Regions from separate parts of the Mus musculus genome. Here region 1 is linked to region 2. Evidence: chromatin loops called from intact Hi-C (ENCODE). Cell type or tissue: heart. All regions are shown on one strand. Links, peaks and the distances in the headings refer to the core of each region. The heading gives the core; the rest is flanking DNA.

Region 1 (9,699 bases), core at 870-8,869, 130 kb before region 2:
GGTCCGGATAGCCGTCTATATCTGTGTCAGGCCCACACACGTTCCCATTCCCTGCCCAGCCCACGTTACACTAGGCAAAAACATATGGTCAGCGTTAGCCATTGGGCCTTGCATCCCTGTGCCCTGCCCCATTACTCTCCCTGCTCTGGGCTCTGTTCCCCACATTAATAAGCCTCCAGCCTGTGCTTACCTCTTTCCCATGAAGGCACTGAGGTCAGTCCCTACATTTTCACCAGCTTTATACATTTCTCCAGAGCCCTCCTTTTTTCCTCCTCATCTTAAATCTAGGTTACCTGGCATGACACAGCGCCATTGCGTTCAAAGAGACAGTGGGCGTGGATGTGGCAGGGGCTGTGGGCAGGGCTGTGGCAGGTCCTTGCTGGAACGCAGCCCTGGCTCTGGTTCCCCAGGAAACCCAGGCGGCAGGGACCACATTTGAAAGACCCCTAAGAGTAGAGAGGTGGGGGCTGGAGAGATGGCTCAGAGGTTAAGAGCACTGACTACTTTTCCAGAGGTCCTGAGTTCAATTCCCAGCAACCACATGGTGGCTCACAGCCATCTGTAATGAGATCTGACGCCCTCTTCTGGTGTGTCTGAACACAGTGACTATGTACTCATATAAATAAATAAAATCTTTAAAAAAAAAAAAAAAAAAAAGAGTAGAGAGGTGGAGTTAAGAAAGGATGAGCCTGGACGAGTCTCGTTCTACCTGTGGAACCTCAGGCAGCCACCCAGAACTACACCTGCTGTATCTATCTCCTTTAGGTTCTCAGCACAGACTTTTTTTTTTAATTTTATGTGCATTAGTGTTTTGCCTGCATGTATATCTGTGTGAGGCTGTCAGATATTGGAATTACAGTGTGAGATGCCATGTGGGTACTGGGAATTGAACCCAGGTCCTTTGGAAGAGCAGTCAGTGTTCTTAACGACTAAGCCATCTCTCCAGCCCCAGGACAACTTTCTTTAAAGGCAGATAATAGCCCCATTTTTCTAATGAGGAAACTGAGGCTCAAAATGATGAAATAACTTGCTAAAGGTCACAACTGTAAAAGGCAGAATCAACCTGGCCATCTTGCATGGTGCCCAAGGGGGACAGGAAGAAGGAGGAAATTTGAAGAGGGAGTGACACGGTTTCCTTTCCCCAGTCAGAGGCAGAGCAGGGCATTCAACTCACCACCGTGTTGGTGCAGATGGAATTTGGGTCACAGCCTCCGTTGTTACCATCATTACATTCATCAATGTCATTGCAGACCTAAAAGGGCAGGGTGGAGGGGGATCTCACAGATACAGAAGTCACTACTGACAGGGCCCATGGGTGAGCACTGGCATGTTTAGACCCAAAGCCAGAGCTGGTGTAGGGGAGTCTCATCTCATTTTTCACAAATCCATACAGACTTTACCATCTGACCTGTTTGCTGGCTCGAGCATAGTCGATGCCCACACCAGACACTCGGGTGCCCTTGTACCCTGGAGGACAGGCCTCGCAGTGGAAGCCAGGCATGGTGTTGATGCAGCTGGACCCCGGGAAACAGGGGTCAGCGTGAGCACACTGGGGACCAAATGAGAAGGCAGACGTCAGGCATTTTCCTGGGGAAGTGAGCAGCTGTGTGTGATCCTAAGAGCATCACTCCTGGTCCCTGGGCAGCTCTCTCAGCCCAACCTCACAGTGCTCCGTTTCCCCTGGCTGGCCATCTCAAACTTCCCTACCTCTCCCCCAGCTCCTTCACCGCATAGCCCTCTAGTCTACCCTTTATCTTTTTCCTCCTTCCTGTGCTTTCTGGTCTCTGAGCTCTCCTGAATTCCTCTGCTTCTGAACAACTTTCACCCATTTTTTTTTGTACCCTCGAGAGCCCCGCCATCACTCACCTCGTTGATGTCATCACAGTGGGTGCCATTGCCCTGCAGGCCAGGTGGGCAGGGCCCACAGCGATAGCCCGGGTACTCATACACTTCCATACAGTCCACGCCTCGGAAGCAGGGGCTGGGGCTGCAGTGTGAACGCTGCTCGTGGAAACCTGGGAGGTAGACACGGTCAGAGCCACCCTCGAGGGTCACTCTTCGGATGGCTAGGAAGGAAAAGCTGAAGCCACACGGTGGGGAGCATAGCAGTGCTCTCTGGGGCCCTCCTCTCCCACTCACCGCACACCTGACACTCCATGATGGTGTTCCGGATGAGTGACATTTCCTTCACCTGACGAGTGAGGAGAAGTCATCTCTCTGCCACTGTCGTCACACCCCACCCCAGAATCGCATCCTTGGCCTGCCCACTCAAACCTGGTCTCGGATGTCGTCCCGAAGCTCCACTAGGATCTGGTTGAAGAGGGTGAGCTGGGTGACCAATGCCTTGGTCTGCTCCCCTGTCAAGGACCAGGGGATGGAGAGACTTAGAATCGGGGAGCCACTCTGGGCCCTCTTTGCACTGTAAGTCAGCTCTTGTCCCCGAAGCCCACACCACACCTTAGACCCCACCCATGACAGAGGACCACCCTTGCCTCCACTGCCTCTTCATAACTGACTCACCTAGAATGGATTGCAGTGCGCTGGTCACTAGAGGAGAAGTGAGAGCAGTCAGTGGGAGATACTAAGGAAGTGGGAAGGAAGGGGGTCTAGAAGAGGGACAGCCCTGGACCCTCAAGAAAGATGAAGCAGTGCAGAGTGTCATGACAGAGGCAATCCACTACACAGCCTTGCACACGGTAGGCAAGCACTCTTCACATAGCCCCTTACTCGGTCACAGCCACCCCTTCCATCAGGCTAAAGGCCCTCTGGGCATTGCCTTATAGGAAGCCAGAAAAATTTCAAGTCTTCATTCCCAGGCATAGTAGTTCCAGGAGGACTCCAAATGAGAGGCAACCCAAAGTAGGTCCAGGCCCCCAGTACATTCCATTTCAAACCCTTCCCCCAAGCTGCCCCTTCAAGAACCCTTTCAAGTCTCTGGGAGAAGTGGGTGTTTGCTTAGGTAAGAGTCTCTAAGCATCCTTGTCACAGACCAGGATGAGAGTCCTTGGCTAAAGGTGCCACTCAATTGTAGGTGACAGTTGCCAAGAGCAACTACAAAAATCTTGAGACTAAGCCATTACCTTACTCCTTAACCCTAGAGTTCCCCGGAGTTACAGCCCTGCTGGATGATCTTATTTTTCTGATCTACACCTCCTACACATGAGTCAAGGATAAAAGACTTGGAGTTGGGGGGAGGGGGGCGGTTGAAAGCTTCAGGAATGGTCAAGCTAAAGGAAAGTGTTAACTGGGGAGGAGGTCAGAAGGATCTGTTACCTGCATTGTGAATGGAGTCGTCTCCTTGGAATGGACATTCACTCAGGGCTCCTACCCGAGCCATGGATCCACCCAGAATAATTTTCATCGATTCCACAAAGCCCTAGGGGTCAGCAGGGAGGCAGGCAGATCGAGCAGCTCCTCTTGGTGCTACAAACCATGTTCCCCAAACCAGAGGTTCCTTCTCACCTGCATCCTCAGATAAGCCTTTTGTCCAGTTCTAATCTCCAGTCCACTGACCTCTGCTGGAGGGATCGGGGCCAGTGCTGGAAGGCCAGCATGTTGGTCACCCAGTTTACAGTCCACATACAGCTGCAGGCCAGGGCTGGGTCGAGAAGGTCCTCGGAGTCGCAGGAGAGCCGTGTGTGTGCGCCCATCAGCCAGGCCTGCTTGCTGTAGGTTCACTGCATGGACTTTGCCATCTTCCCGCTGGTACCGCACCAGCACTGCCCAGGATTGGAGGTCAGTATGTGCACTAGCCCCACCCCATGTTCCAACTGACTTCCATCATCTCTTCTATATACCAATATGCCACCCCATGGCTGTCTGTCTCTTTGTTTTTTTTGAGACAGGTTTATCTGTGTAGCTCTGAGTATACTGGAACTCACTCTGAGGAACAAGCTGGCCTCAGACTCAGAGATCTGCCTGCCACTGCCTCCATCTGCCTGGAATTAAAGGCGTGTGGCATGACAGCTCAGAGAGAAACTACAAATTAGGTTAATTCCTAATGTGTAACTCTCAACACCTTGTATGTAACAGGTGCACAATAAATGCTTTTCAGCCAGGCGTTGATGTGACAAGCACTCACAGGACCAGGCATGTGGATCTCTGAGTTGCAGGCTGGAGCTACATGGAGAAACCCTATCTTGAAAAGTAAATAAATGTATAAACAATGAAAGTAGTAAATGAATGCTTTTCAAATTGGCCTTAGATGACCTTATTCTCCATGTCTAGGAGACTATCCTTTCCCAAGGTGGCAACTAGATCTGTACCCACTGAACTTTAGCAAAGATCTGAGTGGTACAGTCATTGCTGGGACACAGAGCTGTCTCACCCTCCCTGAGCATCCCAGCCTACAACCTGCCATCCATCCCTATAAATACCAGCCTGACCCAACTGTTTGAGTTCCTCCATACCAGTAGCCCTAGTAGAGGTCATGGAGAATAAAGAGGCACCTGGGAGAGGGCATGAGGGAGACTGCTCAAGGGGTCATTGATGCTGGAAAGGGGTGCCCACCAGTCACCTTTGTTGATCTTGCCCACAACAGAGGCCTCCAGCCATCGTGTGTTGTCTTGGCGAGAGTAGAGGCCAAAGAGGACACCACCTTGCTTTGGAGGGAGGCGGAAAGTGGACAAGAGGTAGATATCCCCAGCAGTGAGTAAAGCTGTCCGAATCTTCTCTGCCACAGCTACCATCTGCCTGGATTCGCCCACTGTCAGCAGGTCAATTACTGGCCAGATAGGGATTTAAAAATTAGAGGAAGTGGTTGGAGTCTGAGGTAGGCCTGCCCTCTCTCCTGAGCTCTCAGAGGTGAGGCATCCCTTTTTTTTATGTTTGTTTTTTTTTTTTTTTTTTTTTTTTTTTTTTTTTTTTTTGAGACAAGGATTTTCTGTAGCCCTGGCTGTCCTGGAACACACTCTGTAGACCAGGCTGGCCTCGAACTCAGAAATCCGCCTGCCTCTGCCTCCTGAGTGCTGGGATTAAAGGCGTGCCCCACCACGCCCGGCTGAGGCATCCCTAATTATCATCTTCCTACCTCTGAACTGCATCCTCAAAACTCAAACTCTTTAGGGATGCTGGTACATGCCTGTAGCCTCAGGCTGAGAGGACTGCCTCAAGCAATCAGGCAGCCTCCGCTACTTTAGACCAGGCTACAAGACCCTATCTCTAAAAACAAAACCATTGGCCCTTTTTTTGTTATCAAGGCAATGCTTCCCTCCCAGCACCTTCTATTGCTTCCAAAGCCTTGGGAACCTATAGGCTTAGAGCCCACTTACAAATACCAAAGCCACTCGCAAACTTCCTATGTCCCACCAGGTGGCGCAAGGGAGACATTGCTGACTAGAGTCTGGAGTGGCACCTGGTGCCCACAACTCAGGAACCAGGAGTACCATCTCTCCATTGCTGGGTTTAGCACACTCCAAACCCTGGGGCCGGTCCTCCCATCCCAGGGGCTCATCACACACATCTTACAGCCGTCCACAAAGCGCTCTGACCCTCCCATCGCTGTTTAGTCTTTCCCCCCTGGGAATGTAGGACCCAGCCAGCATCTCTTCCTCCTGTGTCCTGGCCAATCTGTGGTTTCCCTTCCAGCCAGTAAAGAATCTTTGCTTGTGTCATCTGCTCCTACCACCTCTCCTACACCACCCATGGGCCATCCCCCCACCAGACCTCCGGGAGAGTTCAAGCTGCCCAATCCCCACCCCCGCCCTATCTTTTAGAAACCAAGAGCCAGAGTAAAGGGGGGGGGAACCAAGCCCAGGGTCCCCCACCGTGCAGTCACCATCAATCAAGCTGCTTGCCCAGACTATCCTGTTGATGCTCTGAGACTAACTCTGTCGTGGAGTCCTCCTGGATCCATCCTGGTCTCAGTGCCTGACACTGCACCAATCTGCACTCACCCACCACTCTGGTGCCCACCCCTCCTACATTATCACCAACCCTTCACTCTTCGCAGTGTTAACTTTTCTCTCCAACCCATTTCAGGACTCTTCCCTCTCTCTCAAACTCACATGTGGTCTGTTATTTGCCTGGGGGCAAAAGAAAGGAGACAAAGAGGTGTCAAGGGGGATGAATGCAGGCTTACCCTGAAGGTCCTGACTGCCACACGTGTAAGAGCAGAGGAGGAGGAGAGCCAGGACACCCCAAAGTTCCGGCTTCTCCATGCCGCTTAGCCGGTTCACTACCCCTGGCAGGCAAGGCGACTGGGAGGGAAAAAGACTAGGCGGAGAGCAGGAGCAGGAGGGGGGCGGAGGGACTGAGGAGCGAGCTGGGGGGTTGGGGGGGAGCAGGCGGGTAGGGGGGGGGGTTGAAACAAAGAGCTGCCAATCACCTTGGAGGCATCACCGGCTCCCGAAACCAGAGGCACTGGGAAAGAGTCCCAGAGCTTTCCTTGCCTCCTGCTCCACCATAATGATTTTCCTCAAAGATGCTTCCCTTTAGCCTGACATCTGGTTCTTGGGAGCTTTCAACTTAACAGCGCTACCAAATGCTACTGTTCTCTGCAAGCAGTGGTTGGAAAAGTCAGAATCCCCTGCCTTGGGCAATTCTAGGTTCTAGGCATTATTTCACGGTTGGCGGAAATGGATGTCAGTGGACCATCCTTTGCTACAGTGCCTAGAAGACTACGTACGACACGAGGCTTATTGATGTGGCACAGCAAAAAAAAAAAAAATTTTTTTATTACGGTGTGTTGCGTCCCTGACATGTGCCCATTCCTCCATTTCCCCTCACTCTTGGGAAAATAGAAATCTGGAAGCACCGACGAGAACTTGATGGCTTTCTAAGACATCAGAAAGGGGAAAGCATCACCAGAGGCTAGAGCCATAAACTAGAAGACAGGAGCGAGGATGGGACTGGGGAACACTGGATACCGCGGGATGGCCCTGTCCGGGGTGAACCCGAGGGGAGCTGGGGACCGACCAGGAGTTCCCGTTACGAAGGCAACTGCCCGCGAGCCGCACCTCCCCTTCCCCCACTCAGGCCCCAGCCGGGCCTCAGCTCGGGCGCCGCCACCGCCCCTGTTTTGTTTCCATGGCGACAGGCAGCGCGAGGCCCTCTCCAAACATAACGCGCAGTGGAAAACATGCGGCTCGGGGGACCCCCCCGCGGCGTCCGCTCAGGGCTGAGACCTGAGAGGGCCCGGGGTTGTCGGGGCCATGTGCAGTTTGGCAAGTGCCCCCAGAGACCGACAAGCCGCACCAGATGCCCCTCTCCCAAGCCCTCCGTGTCGCCGGCGGTTCGTGGCTACGCTCGGCAGAGGCGCCGCGAAAGTCCCAAGCGCGTCTGGACGGCGGCCCTGCTCCCTTACGGGGGCCGCCTCAGGACGAGCCCGCGGCGCTCCCCAGAAGGCCGATGCCCCACCTCTCACAGCCCCGCCGCGGCTCAGGCCGCCAAGAGCCACGCCTCCCCAGACCCCAAAGCCCCGGCGGCCAGGGAGGCGGGGACCAGGGGCGGTTCCTGGCGAGAGAAGGCCGACGCATACGAGAAGGTGCTTCCGGGTCAGAGAGCGTACAAGATGGCGGCGCCCATGGAGCTGTTCTGCTGGTCAGGGGGCTGGGGATTGCCGTCGGTGGACCTGGATAGTCTGGCCGTGCTGGTGAGGGCTCATGCACCTGTCCTCTGATCTCTGGAGAGCCGGAGTGGGTGCTCGAGCTTTGCCGAGAACCGAGACGCATGCGTCTTGAGAGAAACTGAGGCAGTCGAAGGCCGATGTGGGCTCCGCGCCTTACGTCCGGATTTCCTAGGATCGATTTGTGTAGCAGTGGAAGTAGGCTTGGTCAGGGCTTCAGAAGATGGGTTTAGACCTTGCCTATCCATTTATTGGCTGGGTGACCTTGGGATAACCCCTTCTGGACGATCTCTTCTTTTTCCGCTATGAATCCATTGAATCTCGTTTTCGTAGACCAGACAGCCCCACAGCCAGACTGTGTAGGAAGACCTTTAGAACTAGGCAGACTTGCTTCTCTTCATTCAACGTCTTCGGGATTGCAAAAAACATTTATTATGCCTCTTAGAGTAAAAAACATTCCCTTGCAATACGATTTTGACCCTTGTATTGAAATTGTTAACAGAAAGGCAAACATGTAAGCAAATAATGAAACGATCACGTGTATTGATGTAAAGTAGAAACAGAATACAGAGACTGTCAAAGTAAATCAGTACTTCCAGGAAGAGGGAAGTTAATTAGGAAAAGCTTTTGTGAATAGGCTTTACAGTGTAGATGGCATAAGGGTAGAAATCTTTTCCTAATGTTTAATCTTGGAAATGGACATATAAACATGTCCATGAACTGTCTGGTCTAGTTTGCCCATTTGTAAATAGGAATGACACCCTCTTTCCGCCTCTCCTTTTGGTATAAAAGTATAGACCATAGAACATAATTTACTGAGTCACGGATTCTTTTCTTGGTTTCTTTATGAAGCCATACCCTGGCCTCTCTACCGTCTGCTTCCTTCCCTGCAGACCTATACCAGATTTACAGGCGCCCCACTGAAGATACACAAGACCAGCAATCCTTGGCAGAGCCCTTCAGGTATCCCTGAGGGACAGGAATGTGCCAGGGGAGGAGCAGGGGACAGGAATGCAATGCAAATGAGTATGACTAGGCAAGCTGGACCCTGTGAGTATACTTCTTTCTCAATATCAGGAACTCTGCCTGCTCTTCGAACCAGTGATGGGAAAGTCATTACAGTGCCACACAAGATCATCACCCATCTTCGTAAAGAGGTAGGTGACTTGAGTGGGGGCTGACAATGGAGGAAATCCAGTCCGTGAAGTGTAACTTATTTATTGGCCACCAGACACAGGCCAGGCAAGAGCAGTGTGATCCAGAGCAGGGAGGAGCAGCATGGGGGATGCAGTGTGACTGTGACAAGCAGTTGGCCAGATAGTGAACTTAAGGGGCTGTGGGGTGGGATAAGCGGAGAAATCAAATGGGCAGGGAGGAAGAGAAATACACAGGCTGATGACACATGGAAAATAAAGAAGAGTAGAGAACAGCAGTTGGTTTCCGGGTAGACCTGAAAGGAATTTCTAATATAAACCGTCATGGTGGTACACGCATATAATCCCAGCACTTGGTAGAAGTGGGATGATCAGAAATTTAAAATCATCTTTGGCTACATAGTGTGTTTGGGGCCAGCCTGGAAGACATAAGAACCCCTCTCAAAAAAGAAAAAAGTCACTGGGCAGTGGTGGCACACATCTTTAATCTGAACACCTAGAAGGCAGAGGCAGGCAGATCTCTGTAGTTGAAAGTCAGCCTGCTCTATAGAGTGAGTTCCAGGCCAGAACTGTCAAAGAAAGGAGTAAAAGTCGGGGGAGAGAGAGAGAGAGAAAAAAACCACAAAGATTTCTAAGGACTATTTCTCTTCTCAAGTGCTAAGTTATGCTAGATACAGGACTCAGGATGGACAAAGCTTCGTGCCAGGTTTGGATGATTAAGAATTACGAGAGAGTAGAGGCCTTGGCTCTGTTATTCTGTCATTGACTATGACGTTGGACAGGTGATTTAACTTCTCAAAGTAATGAACTATTTGTTTTGTAAGCATTTATTTCTCTTGCTTTGGGGTGTGTGTGTGTGTGTGAGCACATGCCGTGGCACACTTGGGGAGGTCCTTGGACAGCTTGGTAGACTAAGTCCTTTCCTTCTGCTATGTGGCCTCCTGCAATGCAACTCTTGTCATTGAGCCTGACAGCAAGGAC
Region 2 (9,699 bases), core at 553-8,552:
TCTCCTACAGGCAGGCATTGATGGGGAGAAGGAACACGCCAATGCCCTGAAGATCCTGATGGAGATGGGCGAGTTCTTCCAGGTCCAGGTAGGCAGGTCCTGCAGCCCAGAGTGCATATTTTCTCTTTCCCGGCCTGGGGACCTCCTCATCTCTCCTTTATGCCTGCTGCCTAGGACGACTACCTTGATCTCTTTGGAGACCCCAGTGTGACGGGAAAGGTCGGCACTGACATCCAGGACAACAAATGCAGCTGGCTGGTGGTTCAGTGTCTGCTACGAGCCTCTCCTCAACAGCGCCAGATCTTAGAGGTGCTCGAGTGGGGCCTGGGAGTGGCATGTCCCTTTGCTAAGGGGATGGAGGAGGGGTGGTTAGGAAAGCAGGGTGATTTTGCTGTCCAGGAGACATTGGGCAACTAAGTGCAGTTTGATGTTTGTGCTGAAGGTGGCTAGCAGGCAGAACCGGGAAGGTTTTGGATAGTGCCAGACAACGCATGCTGCCCAATAACTCAGCCGTGTCAAGGCTGGGAAACCCTAGAGGAAGTAGAATCCAGAGCCAATACCTGAACTTTGGGCTCGGGAGGCAATGCTTGGTATCTTGGATCCCCAGAGAGGAGAGTTTTGCCAGTGTCTGGAGTGAATGAATGAGTTGTGAGGGCCTTTGGACCCAGCCAAGTAAAGCTGTTTTCGTGCTTCCAGGAGAATTATGGGCAGAAGGACCCAGAAAAAGTGGCTCGGGTGAAAGCACTGTATGAGGCGCTGGATCTGCAGTCTGCTTTCTTCAAGTATGAGGAAGACAGTTACAACCGCCTCAAGAGTCTCATAGAGCAGTGCTCTGCGCCCCTGCCCCCATCCATCTTCATGGAACTTGCAAACAAGATCTACAAACGGAGAAAGTGACCCCGGAATTGGAGAGGCTGGGAGGGAGGGGGTCTCAATAAATTATTGTTCAACATCCTGTGGTTTTATTCTTGTGGCAGTCAGGAGTTCAGCTTTATCCAGAATGCAGGGGTGGGAGAGGGCAGCTTGGAATCCAGGTTGGCAAAAGCATTCCTTGAGACCCAAAGCGTCTGCTTTGTAGATGGGTGACATAGGCACAACGTCAAGTGTTGCGTGGGGGTTGAGGGGCGGTCCTGAGCTATGCCACGCCCATGCGTGAAGGGGTGCGGCTGCGCAGCCACAGTGGGTTTTGCCGGTGCCCCTCCCCTCCGCTCTGTTCCCTGCTGGGCGGGGACGCAGACGAGCCCAAGGCCGGAGCGATTCCAGGAGGACTGCGGTGAGGAGGGCTCGGTCTGAGGGTGCGGATGGATGGATGGATAGATGCATGGATGGATGGATGGATTGATAGCACAGGAGAGGAGCAGTTAAAAGAATAAAGAAACGGGCGATGGCTGGGTGATGGGAGACGACACAGAGTGAATGGACAAATCTTGGCGTTGCGGTGGGTGAGGACACAGGAGGAAGGCTAGAGCTGAACAGGGACTGGGACAGATGCAGAGCTGACAGCAGAATGCTTCCCCTTGCTCCAGCCCAGACCCCTCTCCTGCGTTAACAAACCAAACCCTTCGTCTTGTTCCCCACCATCCACCTCACTAGAGCATCCGGGCGGGGTCCCCTTCCTCCCAGGGTTAGGCTGGAGGACAGAGCTTGATTAGGAAGAATCGGTGTATTCTGGGCCCTATTCTTTTTCAAGCATCGCACCCCCATATTCTGGGCCCCACTCTTTTTTCAAGCTTCGCAGCCCCACAAAGATCAGAGTACAACTGCATTCTCTGATGACCCTCCTTTCTCCGTTCCCTGGAGGTTATGTTCAGCTCCACCTGCAAATACTGCAGTGGGAACTAATGGCCTGTCCGTGGTGATTTGAATCTCATTTAAATATCTCCCAAAGCAGCCAGATCCTTCCCAGGCCTGTTCTAGTCCTCAGTCACCTCCAGTGCCCTTACCCGTGATCTAGGTTTCAACCACCCCTGTTTTCTAGGTCTGCATCTACACTGTCAGGTAGGTGGATGTGAGACGCTGGATCCTCTTGGTTCTCTGAAAGCCATACGTCGTCCTCCCTCGGCACCATGCTGTCCCCTCAGCGGGCTTTACTCTGCAACCTCAATCACATCCATCTCCAGCATGTCTCCCTAGGCCTGCACTTGTCCCGCCGTCCTGAACTACGAGAGGGGCCTCTGAGCACACCCCCGCCCCCGGGAGACACCGGGGGCAAGGAAAGCAGGGGGCCCTGCAGCGGGACCCTTGTGGATGCCAACTCCAACAGTCCAGCTGTGCCCTGTAGATGCTGCCAGGAGCACGGGTCCAGCATAGAAAATCAGCAGGACCCTTCCCAGGAGGAAGAGGCTGTTTCCCCTTCAGATCCAGGATGCTCTTCCTCTCTCAGCTCCTGCTCAGACCTTAGCCCTGATGAGTCTCCAGTGTCAGTCTACTCGCGAGACCTGCCTGGTAATGAGGATGCAAACCCTCAGCCTAGCACCTTGGAGCTGGGCTCTCCTCTGGCTCCAGCGGGCCCTAGCACCTGCTCTCCAGACAGTTTCTGTTGCTCTCCTGATTCTTGCTCTGGAATATCTTCTCCACCTGGACCTGACCTGGACTCGAACTGCAACGCCCTGACCACCTGCCAGGACCTACCTTCCCCAGGCTTGGAGGAAGAGGAAGACAGTGGGGAACAGGATCTTGCTACCTCTGAGCTCTCAGAGACCGAAGATGGGAGAATCGACGCAGGGAAAGCAGAGCCCAGTTGGAAAATTAACCCCATTTGGAAAATTGACACAGAGAAAACTGAAGCTGGGTGGAAAACCATCGAGGACAGTGACTCTGGTCGGAAAACAGACGAAAATACAAACTCGAGCTTAAAAACGGAATCTGGGAAATTGGCTTCTTGTTTGAACACCAATTCTGGTTCGAAAATAGATGCAGGGAAAACTGATGGGGGATGGAGAGGTGACGTCAGCCAGGAGCCGGTGCCCCATCGGACAATCACGTCCTTCCATGAGCTGGCCCAGAAGCGCAAGCGGGGTCCAGGGCTGCCCCTTGTGCCGCAGGCCAAGAAAGATCGCAGCGACTGGCTCATAGTCTTCTCGCCCGACACTGAGCTCCCGCCGACTGGGTCCTTGGGAGGTTCTTTGGCACCTCCCCGAGAAGTCACCACCTTCAAGGAACTCCGGTCGAGAAGCCGAGCCCAGCCTCCGCCAGTCCCGCCCCGGGACCCCCCGGCTGGGTGGGCTTTGGTCCCGCCTCGACCGCCTCCCCCACCCGTCCCTCCGCGGAGGAAGAAAAATCGACTTGGGCTGCAGCCTATTGCAGAGGGGCTGTCGGAGGAGGGCAGGGCGGCCAGCCCCCGGGCTGGTGAGGAGGCATCCGCCTCGCAGGAGCCGGAGGAACCGCGCGCGCACGCCGTGGGTAAGAAGCGCGGACCCGCAGGAGGGCGGGTCCTGAGCCCGCCCCTGGTCCCCTCCTTCTGCAGTGTCCTTCCCGCCCCATCTCCAGGGCGCGCTCTGGGAAAGGGAAACTGGGTGGATCTTGGAGTGAAGGGACTAACTCTTTGCTCCTCTCTTTCCCGCCCCTCCTTGCCTGGCTGCCGGCCGCACTGCCCTCCCCCTCTGCACCTGGCCCCGCCAATCCCGCCTGCAGCCGGTCCCTCGCTATTCCCTCGGCCCCCGGTTTTCCGGTTCTCGGCCGACGGGCGCCCCCTGTTGGAGGGTGGGGGCGCGGGCGCACCCGGGTCCCTGCTCTTTACGCCTCTGACCGGGTGGTCCAATTCCCGGCTCCGGCTGCTGGGGGCAGCGAGTCCCCCGGAGGAGCAGCTCCTGCCTGTGCGCCTATCCCCAGTGGGAGCTTATTCTCCTCCCACTCGGGGGGCCTTGCCTTGCCTGGCCAGCCCCGAACTGGCACTGCTGCTATCCCCGCTCTTTCCCAGAAGTAGCACCTTCCCCGCCGCGGCGCCCCTACCCCGCCAGGTTCCCGCCCCCCCGCTGCCAACACCACCGTGTCCGCCGACCGCCCCTCGCTGGACCAGAAGGCCACCACCTCCGCCCAGGCAACGTAAGACGGACCCGGGCCAGCCCCGCGGGCCGCGCCTCGGCTCGCTGTCCTTCCAGTACTGGGCCAACCTTTATCTGGGGGTGCCTGGCTAGGTGCAGGCTCCTAGCGGGCTCATTAGTCCCGGGGAGCCTGGCCTTGCTGGGGGTGAGGAGCGTGACTGCTCCCCTCGCTGCACAGCGGGCTCCACCTGGTCTGCCCAGCTTAAGAGGTCCATTGTTAGGGACCTGGAGTCACACCCTCTGTGGAATTCCTCCGCTAGGGAAGTTCTTGGCCTCGGTGGTTTGGACCTATTGTCCCCTCCCAGGAGATTCTAGCCACATCCCCTCCATTAGCCCCGCCGCAAGTAGGGTGAAGCTAGAGCCTAGCATTGACAAGGTGCAAGGTGACTACGTGGGTTCTCCAAGACTCCCCACCCTTTCCCGTCTGTCTGTCTTTTCATTGGTCGAGGCTCCCACGTGCTCGGTGTGGGTGCAGCCCTCGGTTTCCTCGCCCAGTCATCTTCCTTCTTAAAGGCCCAGCTAGCTGGTCGGTGTGGCTCCCCGACTAACCAGAGAGGAAGGGCAATGGGAACTGAGGTGGGGGCGGCGAGGGCCGGGGTTTGCTCTACGCCCTAAGTGGCTATGTTCTTTCTTTCCCCCTGACTCTCAAACTATGAAACCAAGGGAGCCGACGTCCTCTGTGTAACCCTTGGCAAATAAGCGTCATCGCGTCCTTCTTCTGTCACTTAGTGCGCAGTTCCTGGTCGTTTGCCGGTGTTCCCGGGGCTCAGCGGCTGTGGATGGCAGAAGCCCAGAGTGGGACTGGCCAGCTGCAGGAGCAGAAGAAAGGTAGTTACCCTTCCCGCCTTCTGAATGAGCCTTGGTTTATAGCTATCCACCCCAAACCCCGGTTGAAACCAGGGGCTTTGATGTGTCTTCCTTCCATCTCCACCCAGGTCTCCTGATAGCTGTCAGCGCTTCAGTGGACAAAATCATCTCGCATTTTGGGGCTGCTAGGAACTTGGTTCAGAAGGTGAGTTGGTTTGAGGGAGGATGTTGGAAGATTTAATGTAGTGAGGGGGAAGTGGAAAGACTCCGGAACACTTGGCTAGCCACGCCTCTGGACCCTCTTGCTTTGCACTTTGCACATTACGCGCTGTTCCCAGGCTCAATTGGGGGATAGCCGACTGAGCCCAGATGTGGGGCATCTGGTATTGACCACCCTCTGCCCGGCCCTCCATGCTTTGGTGGCTGATGGGCTGAAGCCATTCCGGAAGGACCTCATCACTGGACAGCGGAGGAGCAGCCCTTGGAGTGTGGTGGAGGCATCTGTGAAACCAGGTGAGCCACAAGGGAGTGGGATCCGACGGGAGCAGGGCCCGGACCTGGCTGACCCTTGCCCCCATCCTCAGGTTCCTGCACACATTCGATGGGATCTCTGTACAGCCAGGTCAGCCGACTGGCCCCTCTGAGTAGCAGCCGCAGCCGCTTCCACGCCTTCATCCTGGGCCTCCTCAAGTGAGTGTGGCCCTTCCCCCACTGCTCTGCTGACTTCGGAAGCACCAGCATATCATGGCTAGGACACAGTAGTGGAAGCTGTTTCTAGAGACCTCCCCTCGCCCTCATTCTCCACCTCTTCCCTGAATTTACCACCTCTCCTCTCTCCTCCAGCACCAAACAGTTGGAACTGTGGTTTTCCAGCCTCCAGGAGGATGCAGGTCAGAAGCTGGGACGGGAGGGCATGGTACTGCGGGGCAAGGAGAGGACAGGCTTTCTGTGAGGTCAGAATACACATCTAGGGGAAGAGTATGAGAAGAGACTCAGCCCAGGCTCTGTAGCCCTTCATATTTTTCCACTTGAGGTCTTCCTTGCCTTGGGGCCATCTCTTATTCCCTACACCTGGAATAGGTCCCTTCCCCTTCTTGCTTCCTCATAGCTTTCAATTCTCCTGTGGGTCTCTTCCTCAGCAAGAGTCCAGCTCTACCCTGAAAGGCAGGTCCCCACCCCTGTGTGTGTTCCCAGGCCTTTCCCTTTCTAGCCTATACAATGTCTCAGTTAACAGCACTAACTGGACAAGTCTCCCTCCGGAGGCAATGGTTCCACACGGGCAGAGAGATAACTGTCAGTCCTGTAGCCCAACTCCTCTGGCCTCCGTTGGGTACCCAGAGTGAGAGGTCTGAAAGATGTTTGCGGACACTGGAATTGGTGCAGGAGCTGGTCCGGGGCTGATGTTGGCTGCTCTTTTCCAGGCCTACTGTCCCTCTTGTATCTGCCCACCGGATTCTTCTCCCTGGCTCGTGGTAGCTGTCCATCCCTGGCTACAGAGCTGCTGCTTCTGCTGCAGCCACTGTCGGTGCTCACCTTCCACCTGGACCTGCTCTTTGAGCACCACCACCACCTACCCGTGGGCCTGCAGCAGGCTCCTGCCCCTTCATGCCCCCCTCCCGCCCTCCAGCAGACTATGCAGGCTGTGCTGCACTGGGGGGAACGTTTGGCTCAGAGTCTCCGAGGGACTTCAGGGGAGAGCACTACAGACTCTTCAACCCCTTCAGCACGCCCTCCAGCAGGCAGTTGGTGGGATCAGCTGACCCAGGCTTCTCGGGTCTATGCCTCTGGAGGCACTGAGGGCTTCCCTCTTCTCCGGTGGGGACCCAGGCGTCATGGAACTACAGCTGAGGCGGCACAGGAGGCACCTCCGCCCACGGAACAAACCACACCAGGCAGAAGCGTGTGGTTGGGGCGGCTATTTGGTGTGCCTGGGTGCCCCTCAGAAACTGAGAGTGGCGCCTTCAAGTCTAGGTATGTACACACGTGCGTTTTGTCCCTTTTCTGACCTTCCGGTATCATCAGCGCCCCCCAGTGGCCAGTCATTCAGGATCCTTTCAATAATAGGCAGGCGGTTGGTTTTTGTAGCCATGGGCTTTAATGGTTACATTCACAAATGATTACATTTTAGTGGCTACATGCAGTTCCTGATTTCAAGCTGAGTGGTGGTGGTGACGCCTTTTAATTTTTTTTTTTTTTGACCGAACATCACATTGGCTGCTTCTGAAACATACCAGGAACAGACCTTCATAGAGGAACAGTCCCTCTCTCTAGAAAGCTACTACCCCAACCACCCATTCAGCTAACTCCTTCACTTCCTTACAGTTCGACCTTGATTTAAGAATGAGGTCTTCTCTAGCCAGGCGGTGGAGGCACACGCCTTTAATCCTATTGAAGGCAGAGGCCGGCAGATGTCTGAGTATGAAGCCAGCCTGGTCTATAGAGTGAGTTCCAAGACAGCCAAGGCTACACAGAGAAACCCTGCCTTGAAAAACAAAAAACCAAACCAAACCAAAGTTCTTGATTTCACAGCTTGGCTTTTAGAGCTGAAAATATTTATCTCACTCTTTAGAAGAAGAAAAAAAAGATATCTCTGACCCCCGTGGAGCCTCCTCAGTGACGTCTGGGGACTTTGGCTCTGACTCCACACCTATGTAGACCCTGATGGATCAATCCATAGACCTTATAGCTGCCACTCTGCCCTCGGCTCTGATGTTCCCCTGTGTGCCACTTGGAGGATTCTTGGGTCCTTCTTCTGGGGTGGTTTGGCTTTGGTGACCTGCATTCTTCCCTCTAGGAGACCATCCAGCTGGTTGCCCCCAACAGTAAGTGTGCTGGCTCTGGTGAAGAGGGGGACACCTCCTGAGACTCCTCCTGAGGCGCTTGTGAGCTCACCAGGCAGCGTGGTGCAGGCTGACAGGTAAGGGCTGGGAGAAGCTCTTGGGTGTTGTCTCCATAGTGTGGGCAGGAGGCAGTGGGAAAGGCTTGGTTTCTTCCCTGCCCGTCACGGCTGGGGCACTAATTTCTTTGACCCTTAGCTTCTTTCTCTGGAAAAGAAGACGCTGGTTGTGGTTGCAGTTGGGAGCCTGACACAGCAGGGTCTTGAGTTCTGGGCCAGTTGTGGCTGCTGCACAAATGTGGTGCACAGGACATGTATGCAGGCAAAACACAGTGCACATAAAAAATAAGCACATGAAAAACTTTTTAAAAATGTATTTATTTACTTTATGTATGTAAGTACACTGTTGCTCTCTTCAGACACACCAGATGAGAGAGCATCAGATCCCATTACAGATGGTTGTGAGCCACCATGTGGTTGCTGGGATTTGAACTCAGGACCTCCAGAAGAACAGTCGGTGCTCTTAACCACTGAGCCATCTCTCCAGCCCCCAAAATCTGTTTTTTTTTGAGACAGAGTTTCATTATGTAGACCACGATGGCTTTAACTCATAGAAATTCATCTGCATTGCTAAAGAAATATTATGCAGTCAGATTTATTTATTTATTTATTTATTTATTTATTTACTTGAGACAAGGTTTTCTTGTATAGCTTTGGCTGTCCTGGTACTTGCTTTGTAGACCAGGCTTGAACTCAGAGAGATCTGCCTACCTTTGCTGGGACTAAAAATGTGTGGTACCAAACTCTGGTTTCTTTTTTATACAGGGTTTGTTTATGTAGCCTAAAGTGGCCTTCAATTCAGTATGTCTCATACACAGTATGTGCTGGTGTTAATGGTGTGCACTACCATGCCTGCTTAGACTTCTATTTTAAGGCTCTGTTTCTTCTGGGTATTTTCAGTCCATTTGAAAAAAGCTTTTTTTTTTTAAAGATTTATTATTATAATTAAGTACACTGTAGCTGTCTTCAGACACAGCAGAAGAAGGCGTCAGATCTCATTACAGGTGGTTGTGAGCCACCATGTGGTTGCTGGGATTTAAACTCAGGACCTTCAGTAGAGCAGTCAGTGCTCTTACCTGCTGAGCCAATCTCTACATTCCCCCTGAATTGAGCTTTTTAAATTATTTGTATTTATTTGGGAGGCAGGGTCATACTATGTAGCTTAGGTTGCTGGAACGTGGAGACCTGAGTGCTGGCATTACTGGTATGTGCTGTCACACCTCACCTGAATTAAGTTTTGGACAGTCATCTACTCAGGCACTTCTTTGTGCCAGGCATTATGCCAAGGACAGAACAAATATGACCCCATTTTGTTCGTACCCCACTTTTAAGAAGCACATAGTCCACTGGAGATGAGGGTGGCTGGCACGTCAGACAAGCCTGGCCACACATAGTGGTATGTCTGTAGCCTGGCTAGGAGCAGACAAGGGAGCTGCAAGCCTTTGGAACCCCTGGGATCCGTGGCTTGGGGCTCAGGTGTTTTCAGTATTGGTTCTGGCATGTGTCTGGTAGGGAAAGTGGAAGTCACAGTGAGGGGGACTTAAGTGTGGAGAGTGGAACTGTGGCACCTGAAGGATGGATCAGCCAGTCAGCCAGCCAAGGACCCAGCATGTCATTCTGAGGCAGTGACAACGCTTGAAGGGGCTAGAGTCTGAGGATGGGACACTTCGTTATGCTTCAGGAAGATCTGTGACTGGCAAGTGGAGAGGGGAGGGGAAACCAAGAGAAGGTCTTGGAGATAAACGATGCCATGTAGCGAGCGCCCCAGAGAAGCTAGAGTTCCAAATCAGGGCAACGGTTGTCCAGCTGAAGAGCACAGAGGAGATGAGGGACGGATTGCCAAGAACAGAAGAGTGGGTGCTTCCCCCCCCACCCCCGCCCCAATCAGGAAGGCCATCTTATTTGCATATGCGTAATTTGAAACACCAGAGGGAAGTGTAGTTTCAAGTGAGC

Evidence for each region. Peaks named below come from ENCODE experiments on the same cell type or tissue, not always from the same donor. Only the 100,000 strongest peaks of a DNase experiment are listed, where the experiment ranks them.
Region 1: a loop joins it to region 2, with 7 times the contacts of the local background. A loop is called at or near these places in 16 of 42 quality-filtered maps.

What each region holds. Positions count from the first base shown.
Region 1 is chr3:89,211,705-89,221,403 of GRCm38, reverse strand. It overlaps Mtx1 (metaxin 1), which reads left to right and starts at 7,497. Exons shown (of 8, transcript NM_013604.3): 1 at 7,497-7,591; 2 at 8,458-8,527; 3 at 8,642-8,721. The coding sequence starts at 7,511. Thbs3 (thrombospondin 3) reads right to left here and starts at 6,224. Exons shown (of 23, transcript NM_013691.3): 1 at 6,080-6,224; 2 at 4,517-4,723; 3 at 3,463-3,719; 4 at 3,274-3,376; 5 at 2,521-2,547; 6 at 2,275-2,357; 7 at 2,140-2,191; 8 at 1,867-2,015; 9 at 1,409-1,549; 10 at 1,175-1,252; 11 at 294-446; 12 at 1-70. The coding sequence starts at 6,158. In heart, for the core only: no CTCF peak of the experiment used is centred there; DNase peaks (open chromatin) are centred at 5,383, 6,193, 7,043 and 7,373; H3K4me3 peaks cover 3,615 bases; H3K27ac peaks cover 3,896 bases.
Region 2 is chr3:89,084,841-89,094,539 of GRCm38, reverse strand. It overlaps Rusc1 (RUN and SH3 domain containing 1), which reads left to right and starts at 1,177. Exons shown (of 11, transcript NM_028188.2): 1 at 1,177-1,273; 2 at 1,979-3,402; 3 at 3,634-4,044; 4 at 4,773-4,871; 5 at 4,979-5,055; 6 at 5,189-5,363; 7 at 5,435-5,540; 8 at 5,694-5,740; 9 at 6,272-6,821; 10 at 7,645-7,767. The coding sequence starts at 2,067. Fdps (farnesyl diphosphate synthetase) reads left to right here. Exons shown (of 10, transcript NM_134469.4): 8 at 11-88; 9 at 175-309; 10 at 697-952. The coding sequence ends at 897. In heart, for the core only: CTCF peaks have their summits at 3,701 (motif pointing left) and 6,878 (motif pointing left); DNase peaks (open chromatin) are centred at 1,169, 3,559, 4,499, 6,599 and 3 weaker places; H3K4me3 peaks cover 5,768 bases; H3K27ac peaks cover 3,655 bases; H3K27me3 peaks cover 3,104 bases.